Linked DNA regions of Homo sapiens: region 1 is linked to region 2. Evidence: read pairs that join two places in POLR2A ChIA-PET (ENCODE). Cell type or tissue: CD4-positive, alpha-beta T cell. All regions are shown on one strand. Each heading gives the region's core, and the rest is flanking DNA. Links, peaks and the distances in the headings are about the cores only.

What was found. ChIA-PET counts read pairs that join two places held together with the same protein. Peaks named below come from ENCODE experiments on the same cell type or tissue, not always from the same donor. Only the 100,000 strongest peaks of a DNase experiment are listed, where the experiment ranks them.
Region 1: POLR2A ChIA-PET joins it to region 2 with 5 read pairs; 2 of 35 experiments call an interaction of 5 or more read pairs at or near these places.

The regions. Positions count from the first base shown.
Region 1 is chr17:59,765,973-59,774,302 of GRCh38, forward strand. It overlaps VMP1 (vacuole membrane protein 1), which reads left to right. Exons shown (of 12, transcript NM_030938.5): 7 at 7,782-7,913. Among named protein-coding and RNA genes, the nearest start is that of VMP1, 62 kb to the left of the region's middle. RefSeq lists an enhancer at 2,344-2,845. In CD4-positive, alpha-beta T cell, for the core only: no CTCF peak of the experiment used is centred there; a DNase peak (open chromatin) is centred at 3,269.
Region 2 is chr17:60,037,502-60,045,831 of GRCh38, forward strand. HEATR6 (HEAT repeat containing 6) reads right to left here. Exons shown (of 20, transcript NM_022070.5): 20 at 3,507-6,633. The coding sequence ends at 6,062. It overlaps MIR4737 (microRNA 4737), which reads right to left and starts at 5,604; the gene lies at 5,524-5,604. RefSeq lists an enhancer at 2,367-2,661. In CD4-positive, alpha-beta T cell, for the core only: no CTCF peak of the experiment used is centred there; no DNase peak of the experiment used is centred there.

The sequences.
Region 1 (8,330 bases), core at 1,259-6,258, 270 kb before region 2:
TGGTAAATGTCATATGTCTTACTTTTTTTAATTTAAAATTTTACTTTTATTTATTTGGCAAATAAAAATTGTGTGTGTGTATATGTATGTATGCATTTATTTATTTATATATTTATTTACTGAGACAGGGCCTTGCTCTGTTGCCCAGGCTGGAGTGCAATGGCGCCATCTCGGCTCATTGCAGCTTCAACCTCCTGGGCTCAAGTGATCCTCCCGTATGTCTTACTTTTAGATTAAAATACTGTGCTCTGGCTGGGCCTGGTGGCCATCCCTGTAATCTCAGCACTTTGGGCGGCCAAGGCAGGCAGATCACTTGAGGCCAGGAGTTCGAGATCAGCCTGGTCAACATGGTGAAACCCTGCCTCTACTAAAAATACACAGATTAGCCGGGCGTGGTGGCGCATACCTGTCATCTCAGCTACTGGGGATGCTGAGGCATGAGAATTGCTTGAACCCAGGAAGTAGGGGTTGCAGTGAACCGAGACCCGCCACCGCTCTCCAGCCTGGGCTACAGAGCGAGACTACATCTCAACAACAACAAGAAAATATTATGTTCTTAGAGAACTCATTTCATTTTCTGAGTTATTATAATGCTAACTAAAGTAAGGTCAGACATTTCTTAATATAAACCAAGCCTTATTATAGTGAACGTATCAGGCTGTATGATCGTATATGGCAATTTTACTTTCAGTTGTTCCAGTTATTCTTTTTGTGGTTTGCTTAAGTTTATTTTACAAAATTCTTTGGACAGCATGTTAAGTGGCAGATGGATTCTAATCCACACAATTTTTTTTGTGTGCCTAAATTTTTTTTTTTGCTTTTTTTTTGAGACAGTCTTGCTCTGTCGCCCGGGCTAAAGTGTGGTAGCGCAATCTCGGCTCACTGCAACCTCTGTCTCCCAGGTTCAAGCAATTCTCCTGCCTCAGCCTCCCCAGTAGCTGGGATTACAGGCACCCGCCACCACGCTCGGCTGATTTTTTTGTATTTTTAGTAGAGACGGGATTTCTCCATGTTGGGCAGGCTGGTCTCGAACTCCTGACTTCAGGTGATCCACCAGGCGTGAGCCACCTCACCCAGCCCTGTATGCCTAAATTTATTCAGGCATCCGTAGGAATAATTCATGGGTTAAAGATTTCTTTTACCATTTGAGGTTTTTTTTTTTTTAACTCATTGGGATTTGTTATGTTCCTGTAATTTTTTCCCACTAACAATTTCTTAGGAAATTAAAGATTATGGAACAGATCACTTACAAATCTTAACTCATTAAAATGAGCATGAATACCATACCCTCAGGAGAAGCAGAGTTTTGAAACACAGTTAAGTGTTAGCAATTGTGTTCTGCTTTAAAAGAATTATAAAGGAAATACCATCATGTTGAATTTGTTGAATATGAAAGACAGGAAAAATTGTCATGTTTCCTGTTGCTCTTTTATAAACACTGGAAACAAATTTATTATACTAGTTGCATATGCTTTATAAATTTGATGACATTAGTCTTTTGATGAAAAAAATGTTAGAATAACAGAAGATACTTGGAACATGCTAGAAAAGGGACTTTGTATGTAAATTTGTCTTTTTTTCTTAATATTATACTTTTGTTCTTCAAAAATTATTTACATTGCTGGATTAACCTTAAGGCCAACAAATGAAAACCACTATCTCGGCTGGCTGTGATAACTGCCTCCTCCAAATTTCTGTAGTATATATTGTCTGTAGTGCTTATTAGGCCTGGCTTTACACATGCTTTAAATTAGTTAATTTGGCTGGTATGGTGGCTTTCTTCCCCAAATAATATTTAGGATCCTAAAAAATATTAAATATACCTTAAAAGTATTAGCATCATAGTAATCAGCATTAAGTTTTGCACATAGGGCTGGGCATGGTGGCTCACTCCTATAATCCTAGCACTATGGGAGGCCGAGGTAGGTGGATTTGAGACCAGCCTGGCCAACATGGTGAAACCCCATCTCTACTAAAAATACAAAAAATTAGCTGGGCATGGTGGCTCACACCTGTATTCTCAGTGACTTGGGAGGCTGAGGTAGGAGAATCACTTCAACCCGGGAGGCAGAGGTTGCAGTGAGCCAAGATTGCACCTCTGCACTTCAGCCTGTGCAACACAGCGAGACTCCATCTCAAAAAAAAAATTAATTAATTTTTTTGAAAAAGTTTTCCATGTAGTATAGGAATGTCAATAAATACTGATTAATAGGTCAAATGTTTGCTCTTCTTTCCTTCTTTGTAACTGTCTCGTTATATTAAAAATACAGCACACACTAAGTTATGTTTAAATTTGTTAATATTGTTCTCAACATTTACAAGGACAGTCTTCAACAAATGGTGCTGGGGACTGGGTGTAGTGGCTCACACCTGTAATCCCAGCACTTTGGGAGGCCAAGGCAGGTGGATCACCTGAGGTCAGGAGTTCGAGACCAGCCGGACCAACATGGTGAAACCCCATCTCTACTGAAAATATAAAACTTAGCTGGGCATGGTGGTGGGTGCCTGTAGTCACTGCTACTCGGGATGCTGAGGCAGGAGAATCGCTTGAACCCAGGAGGTGGAGGTTGCAGTGAGCTGAGATCACACCATTGCACTCCAGCCTGGGCGACAGAGCAACTCTCCATCTCAAAGAAAAAAAAACAAGGGGGATGCTGTAAAAACTGAATATCCACATGCAAAAGAATGAAGTTGGACCCTTACCTTACACCATATATAAGAATTAATTCACCGGGCGCGGTGGCTCACGCCTGTAATCTCAGCACTTTGGGAGGCCAAGGCAGGCAGAGCATGAGGTCAGAAGTTCAAGACCAGCCTGGCCAAGATAGTGAAATGCTGTCTGTACTAAAAATACAAAAAAAAAATTAGCTGGGCATGATGACAGGCCCCTGTAGTCCCAGCTACTTGGGAGCCTGAGGCAGGCGGCTCACTTGAGGTCAGGTGTTCAAGACCAGCCTGGCCAACGTGGTGAAAGTTCATCTCTACCAAAAATACAAAAATTATCCGGGTGTAGTGGCGCAGGTCTGTAATCCCAGCTACTCAGGACGCTGAGGTGGGAGAATTGCTTGAACCCGGGAGGCAGAGGTTGCAGTGAGCCAAGATTGTGCCACTGCACTTCAGCCTGGGCAACAGGGTGAGACTCTGTCTCCAAAAAAATATAAATAAATAAATAAAATGAAAACTTTTTTTTTTTTTTTTTAAAGACAGAGTTTCGCTCTTGTTGCCCAGGGTGGAGTGCAATGGCACAATCTCACTCACTGCAACCTCCGCCTCCCAGGTTCAAGTGATTCTGACTCAGCCTCCTGAGTAGCTAGGATTACAGGCATGCGCCACCATGCCCAGCTAATTTTTTTGTATTTTTAGTAGAGACAGGGTTTCTTGGTGAAAAAGATAGATTTTTTTAATTCCTGCTCTCCAGATTTTTATCATTAAACTTACATTTCTTAATATAAAAGCACCTTGCTGCAGATTTGCTTGTGAGTTCACTTGACAAAATGTTTTTTCCCTACCTCACCTGACAAAACTTTTTAAAAGTACAAATTCAGAATTTTTGTCTTTGAATAAATCTTTGAATGAATCTTTGAATAAAATTAGCACTCCAAGAAGATGCTGTGTTATCAGTTGGTTTGCATATTTTGTGCATATTAAACTCTTCTCTAGTTTAAGAAGGATTTAAGGGTAATAAATTTGTATGTAGTAGATGGTTTGGAGGAGAGCTTTCTGAATTATTGCTTGACTGTACATACCACTTATTTTGCAGTAAGGAAGCCAGTCATTCTCTCTCCTTAATTAAACTTAGGCTGACAGTTTTCAGTGTTCCACAATTTATGTTTTGTTTTGAATATAAACAAATGTAAAGAATTTTGTATCTTATACAAATATATATTTGAATTTTATAGAGAATCATAAAATTGTAAGGATTATGAAATGATGAGACTTCAGTATCTAATTTGAGATAAATAAATGTCTGTGTCTAGGGTATAATGTGTTTTGGGACACCTGCCTGGATGACTAAATTCCCTTGTTATTTATTTGCATAATAAGAGAGTACTGACTCATGATTCCCATTGTTTCTTGCTAATATGGGAAAACACTAGGAGAATTAAACTAAAATATAACAGTAAATATAGTCAACTACGTATAAGACAGTATACAGCCCTTGATTTCATTTCAGTCCATTATGTTACTTCCTTCTTAACTTTTAGGAAATTTGTCATGAGCTTCAATCACATGATTGCTTTAAGAACTGTTGAACATTTGACTTAACATTTGAACTTAGGAGAAGTTCATGTTTTGAGTAAGATGTTACACTTTCTGTCCTACTTTTTTCTATGGAAGATTTTCCAAAGGTGCAGAGAATTATAAAATGAATTTAATATACTCTCACTCAAGTTCAGCTAGTATTAACTAATAGTTTATATTGTTGTATCTATACCCTTTCTCATTCTCTTCTCAATTATCTTGAAGCTGATCCCAGATATCATAATACACATCATCTGTAAATATATCAGCCTTGGGGCCTAAAATGCATTATCACACCTAAAAGAAACTGTAGTAGTCTCTTAAAATTCATTATCCAATTAGTGTTCAAATTTTTCTGATTACGTTTATTTCTTTTTTTTTTTTTCTGAGGTGGGATCTTGCACTGTCACCCAGGCTGGAGTGCAATGGCACAATCTCATTTCACTGCAACCTCCTCTCGTATTCCCACAATTCTCCTGCCTCAGCCTCCCGAGTAGCTGGGATTATAGGCGCACACCACCATACCCGGCTAATTTTTTGTATTTTTAGTAGACATGGGGTTTCACAATGTTGGTCAGACTGGTCTCAAACTCCTTACCTAGTGATCCTCCTGCCTCAGTCTCCCAAAGTGCTGGGATTTTATTTCTTTTCACATTTATGCTGAAGAAACTGTTAAATAATTTCCCATGGTCTGAATTTTACTGACTAAATTCTAATTAGTATAATTTAAGCATGTTGCTCTGTTCCTTGTGTTTCCTTTGAGTTGATAAATTGTGTTTTTTTTTTTTGTAAATAGGAATACACTCCATAGCCTTGTGTATTTCTATCACGAGATACAATGTCTGTTTGTCCTTCCTTTTTGTGATATTAGCACCATGGATGATTTTTTATTATATATGTCCATTATTTTATTAGAGGTTATAAAATATTAGTATCCCAGTTACATTACACCTTTTTTTTTTTTGAATTATTAACTGGAGACAGGGTCTCACTCTGTCACCAGGCTGGAGTGCAGTGGCACAATCACAGCTCACTGCAGCCTTGACCTCCCAGGCTTAAACAATCCTCCCACCTCAGCCTCCTGAATAGCTGGGACTAAAGGCACAAGCTACCATGCCAAGCTAATTTTTTGTAGAGGCAGGGTTTTGCTGTGTTGCCCAGGCCGGTTTTAAACTGCTGGGATTACAGGCATGAGCCACTGTACTGGGTCTGAAATAATACTTTGATGAAGGAAAACTTTTCCTTGTCACTAATTTAGTTACCCCGAGATATAGTTTATATCAGAAAAAGATAAATACTTGATCTTTATTATACCAGTTTTTAAAATAATAAGTTGGTTCTCTAGCATCCTCCAAAGTTGGCCAACATTACAGTGTTTTTTGGTTTTTTTGGTTTTTTTTTTTTTTTTTTTGAGACAGAGTCTCACCTGTCACCCAAGCTGGAGTGTAGTAGCATGATCACAGCTCATGGCAGCCTTGACCTCCTGGGCCCAGGTGATCCTCCTACCTCAGCCTCCCAAGTAACTGGGACCACAAGTGCATAATTTTTTGTAGAGACAGCCTCATTATGTTGCCCAGGCTGTTCTTGAGCTCATGTACATAAGCAATACACCTGCCTCAGCCTCCCAAAGTTCTGGGATGATAGGTGCGAGCCATGACGTCTGACCAACTTTTCTTATTTAGCAATATATATGATTTGGTTTTTGCCTATATCCATGTATATATGTCTCTCCTGCCTTCTCTGTCTGTTTTTTGACTAAATGTAGGCTTAATCTTTTGGCAGTTAAGTATTCTTTTTCTCTTTTTTCTTTTTTTTTGGAGATAGAGTCTCGCTTTGTCACCCATAAGCTTGCTGCAACCTCTACCTCCCAGGTTCAAGCAGTTCTCATGCCTCAGCCTCCCAGGTAGCTGGGACTACAGTCACGCACCACCATGCCCAGCTAATTTTTTGTATTTTAGTAGAGTTGGGGTTTCGCCATGTTGCCGAGGCTGGTCTCAAACTCCTGAGCTCAGGCAGTTCACCCACCTCGGCCTCCCAAAGTGCTGGGATTCCAGGCGTGAGCCACTGTGCCTGGACTCTTTTTCAAAATTCTTGTTTCAAGTATGGATAATGTAGTTACACGTGGAAATTGTTGGTTCCACCCATTGTGAATACAAAATATTTGAATTTGATTTGGTCCCTTGGGAATTCTTTTCAGAGCATTTGGAGGCAGAACCATAAGACAGAGCAAACTGAAATGCTTAACATTGCTTTTTAAGAACTAGCAGAGCTTGGCTGGGCGTGGTGGCTCACACCTGTAATCCCAGCACTTTGGGAGGCCGAGGCGGGTGAATCACCTAAAGTCAGGAGTTCGAGACCAGCCTGGCCAACATAGTGAAACTCTGACTCTACTAAAAATACAAAAATTAGCCAGACGTGGTGGCACACACCTGTAGTCCCAGCTAGTAGGGAGGCTGAGGCAGGAGAATTGCTTGAACTTGGGAGGCAGAGGTTGTGGTGAGCCGAGATCGTGCCATTGCACTCCAGCCTTCGTGACAGAGTGAGACTTCATCTCAAAAAAAAAAAGAAAAAGAAAACTTATTCATCCTAATGTTTAGTTTTCAAAGGGCTTTCTGACTACAATTTGTTAAAAGTTTTAACTCAACAGAAGAAAAGTTGTATTTAAATTAAAGCAACTTCTGAAGTTCCAGAGGATTTCCTAGAGAATTTTTATCTAACACATATACTGGTGAATTCTTTTTTTTTTTTTTTTTTTTTTTTTTTTTTGAGACAGAGTCTTGCTCTGTTGCCAGGCTGGAGTGTAGTGGTGCGATCTCAGCTCCCTGCAACCTCCGCCTCCCAGGTTCAAGCAATTTTCCTGCCTCAGCCTCCAGAGTATCTGGGACTGCAAGTGCGTGCCACCACACTCAGCTAATTTTTGTATTTTTAGTAGAGATGGGGTTTCACCCTATTGGCCAGGATGGTCTCGATCTCTTGACCTCGGGATCCGCCCGCCTCGCCCTCCCAAAGTGCTGGGATTACAGGCGTGAGCCACCATGCCCAGCCACTGGTGAATTCTTATTACCAGATCATTTAGATATCAGAAGCGGTGGGGGGGGGCAAATGATAAAAATAACAGAGTCTAAGTAGAGATTCTAGAGAACTAAAATTTACTTAGTGTCTACAATGAGCCAGGTGTTGTCTCAAGATTTTTTTTTTTTTCATAGACAGGAATCTCAGAATGTTGCCCAGGCTGGCCTCAAACTCCTGGGCTCAGGTGATCTTCCTGCCTCAGCATCCTGAGTAGCTATGGCTACAGGTGCGTGCCCACTGTGCCTGGCTTGTCTTAAGGGTTTTATGTGATGCTTGCCAAGCATCAGATAGGTCAGAATTAGAGCCAGGATTCAAACTTTTATTATTTTGATTATGTAGCATATGCTTTCCCCCAATATATTGCATCTCAAAATGCTTCTGGTGATATAGAAGAGTATGGGTTTGATCTATTAAGTGTCACTGTTGATAACAGAACCTCATTGTAAGTATTTTGGTTTTTCACCTAGGGTATCGGTACAGCAATCGGAGAGCTGCCTCCATATTTCATGGCCAGAGCAGCTCGCCTCTCAGGTGCTGAACCAGATGATGAAGAGTATCAGGAATTTGAAGAGATGCTGGAACATGCAGAGTCTGCACAAGTAAGAACAGTGGGGATAGAAAATAGAACACTTTACTTCTTCCTAAAGAGGCTATTAAGGTAAAATTGTTAGTAGTTACTCTGAAGAAGAAAACTGCTAAAGTAAAAAAAAAAAAAAGAAAGAAAAATATTGCTTGAGATAGAATATTTAGAAAGGTCAAAATATAAAAGATAATCTTGATCTTAGAATAGAAAAATGCAATAAGACAACTCTTAATACACTAAAACACCTTGTCAGAAACCAGGGTAAATTAATGTTGCCAATGATGTTAAGGAGCTGAAACTTACTTTCTCCATTATTTGTTTAGAGGTATTACCAAGCAGACTGCTGCTCTGAGTCCAAAATAATAGAACTTCTGAATTAATTGTTAAACATAACATCAAAGGACAGATGTGGTGGCTCACTCCTGTAATCCCA
Region 2 (8,330 bases), core at 1,112-6,111:
CTCTGCCCTACAGTTTCTGTGACTGTCTGCCTCCACGGCCAAGCATGGAAGGTTGTGTAAAGAGAAAAAAGCCATGGGCATGACTCCCTTGCTGTTGGGACCATTCTTCCTCTGGCAGAGAGATGAGTTTCCTTCCCTTGAAGTTCTAGGCACCTGCCTGGCTGCCACTGCTGCAGTGAGATTGCCTAGGGGCTGGTGTGGGGAGAAAAGAGACAGCAAACACAGGATTTCCCCGCTTTTGCTGACCTATAGGGGTGCTTACCTCTCTCCTAAGGTCAGAAACAGAGGCTCAGAGCTCTTTCTATCTGCATCTGGTATGCAATTCCAGGTTTTGGTTCATCTTTGAGTCCAGGCCAGGAGACCCCAGAGGGGGAATAAAATGGCAGACTTACTGCCACTTTGGTGGTGTTTAGAGTTCTCTTTTCCTTCCCTGATCTTCCTGCTACCACCTTGTTTTCAGAGCTAGCTGCTCCATGCCTGTGGTCCAGGATTCATAGTAACATTCAGTGGGAAAGACAGGACGGAGTATGACTGGAATGAGAATGGGAGAAGAATTTTTATTTAAAAAACAAAAGCATGGATTTTTAAAGGTTGAAAAATGCACACTAATTGGGGGAGAAATTTCTCTTTCCCTCCACAGTGTGGTAGCTGTAAGCCTGATTCCTGGCTTGAATTTTTTTATTCACTTTTCCAGATGACCTTTAGAATCATTTTGTCCTTAAATTAGCCAGGTGTGGTGGCACACACCTGTAATCCCAGCTACTTGGGAGGCTGAGGCACAAGAATTGCTTGAACCCATGAGCAGAAGTTGCAGTGAGCCAAGATAATATGACTGCACTCCAGCCTGGGTGACAGAGTGAGATTCTGTCTCGAAAAAAAACATCATTTTGTCCTTTAAAAAATTCTAATTTTGATGGGAATTTTATGAAATGTATAGATTTGGAGGAAAGTAGCCTTTTAATAGATTGAGTCCTTCAGTCTAGTAATGATATATCTTCTCATTTAAAAAAATCTTCTTTTATGACCACTGGTAAAAGTTTTTATTTTTTTTCCTCAGAATCCTTGCATAAGCTTGGTTAAATTTATTCTCAGGTATTTTTATTATTAAAATTTTTATTAAAAATCAAATTGGTTATTGCTGATATATAGAAGAGCTACTGATTTGGCATGTTTACTTTGTAACCAGCTGCCTTACAGAACTTTTATTGGTTTTTTTACTTTCTGAATATTGGTTTAATTACTTTCTGAATTTTGGTTTTATTACTTTCTTGGTTTTCTGCACACAAGGATTTGTGAATCCAATCACTCAGACTGGTTTTCTGCAAATAATGATAATTTGGAACCTCTTTTTGAAAAAAAACTTTGAAAATTTTGATTTTTGGTTTATTGAATCACATTGGCCATTAAAATTTCTTGTACAGTATTAGGTAATATTGGTGATATCATTCTTGCTTGTCTTGGTTCTGAGTTTTAGGGAAGTCCCTATTAAGATAGGTATATTTCATTATGCTAATGAATTATCTTTTTGAATTCTTTTTTAAAAATAATTTTGATCAGAAAAGGATACTGCATTTCGTCACTCTTCCAGCATCCATAAAGATGACCATTTGTATTTTCTTATTTGACCCACTAATGTGATTGCATTTTATTAATAGGACTTTCCTGCATTCCTACAGCAAATCCTGGTTGGTCATGGTGGAGACTGTAAAGCAATCATTCTCAAGGAGGGGCTTTTTCACGCAGTATGCCTGGAGAGAGGCTGCACCACCACCGCGTTCCTCCCCGATGAGTCCAGTGAGCCACGGCTGCGGGCTACGGTGTTGTGGTGCTCGGGTGTGTTGGAAGGAAATGGTAATTGAATGAGTGCTCATTTTCCAAGACTTTGGCCCCACCCCTAATATAATGTCCATGTTCCTGGAGCTGAGGATGCCTTCAGCCTAGGCTTGAGGACTCAAGGTGTGTACTAGAACCAGACAGACATTCTCCAATATCCCACTCTAGGGATCTTACTCCAATGAGAAGCAGAGAAATGCTAGCCCCGGGAGAAGACCTAGGAAAAGTGTAACAAGAGGCACCATCTGTCACTGAGCCCCTCTCTCTATGCCAGGCTCCGAGCCAGGTGCTTTACATTATGGGAGCTACTCCTGAACAACTGTGTGAGATACTGGTATCCCTTTACAGATAAGTGGTCAAGTGACTGCCCAAGGGTGTAGTCATTAAGTAGAGGAGTTGCCCTTTAAAACCAGGAGTAATTCCTGAGCGTGTGCAAGCTGGAGATGTGATTCCTGAAGACTGGCTCGCAGAGATGGGTCATGAGGCAGAACCAAGACCTACTCCCCTACTTCCCTGTTCAGTTTGTGTGGCCTCTCCCACTTCTAGTCCCTTCTCTTTCCTGGGAGGGACCCATGGGGGCTAGACAGAGGGCTGTTCCTAGTAGGATAGAGAGGTCCTGCAGCAGCGCCTCTTCCTCACTGCTTATCTTTCTGATCCAGGTTCCCGAGGCATGCCAGCTAGCACCTGACCTACAAGATTCCAGCTGTTTAACTGCCATCACAAAGGCTCATGATGTGTTGACAGTATTTCTGCCTGCTGCTCTGAAAATTCAAGGAAATAAATACCTGACATTTATTGAATGCCAGAAGCTGTTCTAAGAACTTTCTATGTATTATCTATTTTAGTCATTATAATATCCTTATGAAATAGGCACTTTTATCCCCATTTTACAGATGAATAAAATAAGGCACAGAAGGGTTAAGCAACTTTCACAGGTAGAAAGCTGCACAGCCAGGATTTAAGCCCAAGCTCTTAACCACTGCACTACATCAATGCAGCAAAGGCTGAATGAACCAGAGTATTTGATTTACTTAGCTCTTATGCTGGAAAGATGGTGAGGCTTTTGCTCATGGTCTGTATTCAAGCACAAATACCAAAATCAAGGACACCTTTGCATTGGTGCTCCATAGGAGGTTTCCTTTTTTGTTGTTTAGAGAGAAGGTCTTACTCTGTTGCCCTGGCTGGAGTGCAGTGGTGCGATCACAGCTCACTGCAGCCTTGACCTCCAGAGCTCAAGCAATCCTCCACCTCAGCCTCCTGAGTAGCTGGGACTATAGGTGCGCACTTCCACACCCAGCTAATTTTTAATTTTTTTTTTTTTGTAGAGACCGTCTCCCTATATTGCCCAGGTTGGTCTAGAATTCCTAGGGCTCAAGTGATCCTCCCGCCTTGGCCTATTGGGATTACAGATATGAGCCATGGCACCCAACCTCAGAAGAGGCGCTTTTCTTGAGTTCTGGAAGGGGATAGGAATTAATGTTTTGTTTGTTTGTTTGTTTTTTACTCGTCACAGAAAAGGTTCAAAGAGTAAGATAAGCAACGTCTCATAATGCTGTAGTCTAATGGACAAGGGCCCTAGCCATCTGTGCCTGGATGACTCTTCCTCCCAATTTTTAAGTGTCAAAAGATAATTTAGAATCTGGCATTCTGCATTAGAAATCTGAACCAGTGGAGCTGTGTGCTGATTTTCATCAGCTTAAGTTGTCTTTATTGTCAGTGGCTTCCTTTCCCCACAGCAGCTTTATGGAGGCACGTGCCCAGGCATATGAGGAGCTTCTGTCCTTTAGTGTATGTACACCCACAATGCTGCAGAGAAGAGAATCAGCATACTGTTGGGACACAGCAGGTACCACTGCCTTCTGAAGTTTCTAGAGGTGCTATGCCTTCATTGTTTTCCTGCACATGAACATTAACATCCACATCAGGATCTGGAAACCTTTACAGAAGCTGAAGTTTTAAAAAGAAAATGAATGGGATTTTATTCAAGATAAGGAAAGGATAAGAGTGAATCATCAAATGAAACCATGAGGCCACTTCACAAATATTTTATCAAAAAACTCACCTGAGAAAACTCAAAGAATCACAGTAATAAGCTGTCTATGCCATATTTTTTTTTTCCTTTTTTGAAAATGCCAAGAAGCTACTACTAAGAATGTATTCAAGAGACGGAAGTTCCAAGATTCATCACAGGGTCAGGTGGGCTCAACTTAGTTTCCTGGGCCCTCTATAACACTTCATGTTCAGAATTGTCTCCAAATAAAAGCAATTTAAGGGAACATTCAATATGGGTGTCTTTGCTGTGCTTGCAGTCTTAATTCTGTGGACACTGATATTCTATCAATGGAAAATTGAGCCTTTAGTGAACTTGAATACCCTGTTCCCCAATCACTGCCCAGAGAGCAGTTTCTGAGCAGCCAACATGTCAGAGGCAGGAAAACAGCAGCTAAAAGGCAAAGGAGAAAAATGGAAGACACCTGCCTTTACACGTGTATTTTAAGCTAAATAACCATGATAAAATATCACCAACACCCATTTTTTGTAACTTCTTAATTGTCCCACATCAAAGATAAGTATGGACAACTGTAATTGGTTCTTATATATCCCTAAATTCCTAATTGAAATCAATTCCAATAAATCGTTGGTGCTCAGTAGAAAAATGCAAAATTTAAATATATATATTCAGTAGAAGTTACCTTCATAACTTGTGGGGCATTATCAAAATATAATTGGAAACCCCTCTTTGTAACCAACTAACCAAATGATCTTTTCTTAAAGGCACAAATTAAAAGGTGGCAAAACAACCATATATTTAGTGTGTGGGATCACATTCTCCTAAAGAGCATCAGGAAATGTAGGTAGAAGTCAATGTTGTAGCCTAGGTTAGAAGGCCCTGCTTGCTGGGAGTTAACTCTGGTTATTGGATTGTGGGGAGGTGTGGCAGGGAAGGTGGTCAGGGGAACACGGGCACTCCAGAAGCTCGGAGCAGCAGCTCATCAGCTGTGAGGCACCGTCAGCATCCTTGCGTCCTGTGTGGCTGTGAGGCACTGTCAGCATCCTCGCGTCCTGTGCGGCTGTGAGGCACTGTCAGCATCCTCGCGTCCTGTGCGGCTGTGAGGCACTGTCAGCATCCTCGCGTCCTGTGCGGCTGTGAGGCACTGTCAGCATCCTCGCGTCCTGTGCGGCTGTGAGGCACTGTCAGCATCCTCGCGTCCTGTGCGGCTGTGAGGCACCGTCAGCATCCTCGCGTCCTGTGCGGCTGTGAGGCACTGTCAGCATCCTCGCGTCCTGTGCGGCTGTGAGGCACTGTCAGCATCCTCGCGTCCTGTGCGGCTGTGAGGCACTGTCAGCATCCTCGCGTCCTGTGTGGCTGTGAGGCACCGTCAGCATCCTCGCGTCCTGTGCGGCTGTGAGGCACCGTCAGCATCCTCGCGTCCTGTGTGGCTGTGAGGCACCGTCAGCATCCTCGCGTCCTGTGTGGCTGTGAGGCACCGTCAGCATCCTCGGTCCTGTGCGGCTGTGAGGCACCGTCAGCATCCTCGCGTCCTGTGTGGCTGTGAGGCACCGTCAGCATCCTCGGTCCTGTGCGGCTGTGAGGCACCGTCAGCATCCTCGCGTCCTGTGTGGCTGTGAGGCACTGTCAGCATCCTCGCGTCCTGTGTGGCTGTGAGGCACCGTCAGCATCCTCGCGTCCTGTGTGGCTGTGAGGCACCGTCAGCATCCTCGGTCCTGTGCGGCTGTGAGGCACTGTCAGCATCCTCGCATCCTGTGCAGCTGGGCCAGGACAAACTGGCTGAACTGCAGCTCTGCTTGCAGCTTGCTAGAAATACAACTTGGTAACAACAGGAGATTGTGGACACACTATTTTTCGTTAGTTTATTACAAAACTACAGATACAATACACAAAATTCTAATTCCGAAATCCTTCTACATTTTTTTTTTCTGAGACTAAATGCCCTCAAAGCCCGTCTGCTTGGCCTGTATTACAACCTGACTCCTCGGCTCCTGGATGCACAGGTCAGATGTTCCAACAACCCTGACCATGGCCAGTGCTATGGAGTCACTCCAAAGGTGGTTGAGCCCTCTGTGAAAATTTAAATGGCTGCTAAGTCATTCTAAATAAATAGTGAACGGATTGTTTCTGCCCCTAAGATGAAATCCCACAGATCTTATGCTCAAGCTCAGGTCTTCCTACTGCCGCCTTCGACATCTAGAAAGTATGGTGGGATCTTCACTGATTTGTTAACCCTGGGAGTGCCCCTTGTGATCCAGATGAGTCAAAACAAACGGCCAGGATCTCTTCTAAAAAGCCCATGATGGCCCTTCTGGCTGTGTCTCCAGTTGGTGCCTGGATGCTGCCCATGTGTTTAAGGGCCATTCTGACCATCTGGTCTCTTTCCTGTGGGCTGTGGGGTGCTCCAGTGTCATCTCCCTCTGCTCCTGATTTTAAAAACTGTAGAATATAGGACTGGACCATATTCCCACTCAGTTCAAGGGTTTCTTTCATACAAGGGAGGTCCGAGGCACTGGCCAAGCTCAAGAGGTGAATCAGTGCCTGGCAGATTTGGGTCCGTAGGCTGACACAGTACTTGAATTCCAAAAAGTCTATGGTGTCTTCACTCTTCTGTAAAGCGGTGACCAATGCATTCCAGATCCGAGCATACTGGTCAACAGACCCGTACTGCTCTCTCTTCCCCGGGACGGAAAGGGCAGCTGCAGATCTGATGCGCACTTTGAAGTTCTTGCATGATGTCACGACCGATGTCAGGGCATTGTAGGCCTGGGAGGTCCATGGGGCTGTCCCTAGAAAGAATCCACAGTCACTAAAACAAATGCAGGCTTAGAACTAGGTGGGGTGAGAGGGAGAGGGGTGGAAGGAAGCTTAAACACTAGTGCTCAAGACACTCATTTTATGTGTTCACTTCATTCTCACAATCATCCTGTAAGACAAGGGTGGTGACTGACTGTAGGATCCTAGGTAAGTGGCCAGGTGCCAATCCCCAAACCTCCCTCTTTCCCTACCTCAGCCTGCCACACGCTTAGAGCCTCTGCTACCCAATATAAAGCCTTTGGTGACTCAGAAAAAGGCTTCTTCTCTGGGAGGATTCTGTCCCGTTGGGGTATGGCTTTGTGGGCAGAGCGTGGACTGAACTGCAACCCCACCTATCCTCTCAGCTGGGCACTTCTGAGCTGTGTGCAAGCCACACACTGCATGCTCACCTGCAACAGCATCCAGACACTGCTCTGGCCATAGCCAGTCATGCATTTTATTGCAAAGAAAAAGAAAACTTACAATTTCAAGAATAAGATGCCCAGATTTCTATCTTTTCTCCACACCTGTAGGCCCTAGGAAATCAGCCTGCTTTCCTCCTTACCAGAGCTACTGCTACCCACTCCACTTTGGGGTGTCCTTACTCAAGATGGGTGACAGAGTAGAATGCAGCTTCTCTTAACTCTCCCAGCCCTTCCTGGCTTCTCTGTTGCCTCTGAAGACCGGCAAGCAGGCCCTTTCCATTTGGTGGATGCCAGTGCCATTGACAATGGGCCACTGCTAGAGCTATGAGACACTCACAATCCGACCCGTCAGAGTCCTTTATCAGTTTCTAGCTCCCTTTTCTTATGTGGCTCTTGATAGCTCTGCTACTGGATGCTTTCTAGTTCTCAAACTTCCTGCCTCTTTGGAGCTTCCCTTTCCCTCCAAGTCATGCAGGTAAACTTCTCTCTCTAGTAGGCTGAGGGCAAGGGCCATACAGGAAGGCTGGTAGGAGCCAACCACCACTGAGGTGCCCTGGTTTCAAGGACTTCTTGGCTCTCCAGAAGGCGGATAACCACCTCAATGGGCTCCAACCCAAAAGGTCACCCTTAGGTGACTTCCTCAATGGAAGAAGCCGGGAAGCTACCTTACATACTCCCAGCTGACTGGTCTGCCTGGACGCTCTGGGCAATAAAGGGGAGCAGAGCCAGACTCCCCTCACTTGATGTGTGCTCTCCTCTCCAGGAACACATCCTTAGGTCTCAGATCTGAGAGAGAGAGATGCAATAAAGCGAACGCTGGCATTCAAAGTGAGCGAGGTTTGGAGGCTCCGATCCATACACCTAAGCAGCTACTGGTCCTGAATGACATATCAAGGTGCATGGCATGCCACTACTTAGAGACAGATGCCCTCCTTACATTTATTAATGGCATCCACTTCTGTACACAGCTCATAGGGGATTTCCAGTTTATATTCCCTCTCATTCCAGTTTTTTTCCTTCCTGTTTTCTTGACCATTAAAGTAATATATGCTTATTGTAGACAACTGAGAAAATGAAAACAGAAAAAATCCTACCCATCCAGAGGCAATCACTGTTAATAATTAGTCCAATTTCCTTTCAGTCTTTTTTCTACCCATCTATTGAGATCATTCTGTAGAAATTATTTAATACCTGCTTTCATTTGTTTAACATCAGAAGTATTTTTCCAGATTATCAAATTCTTGTAAGTAATTTTAAATGGCAAC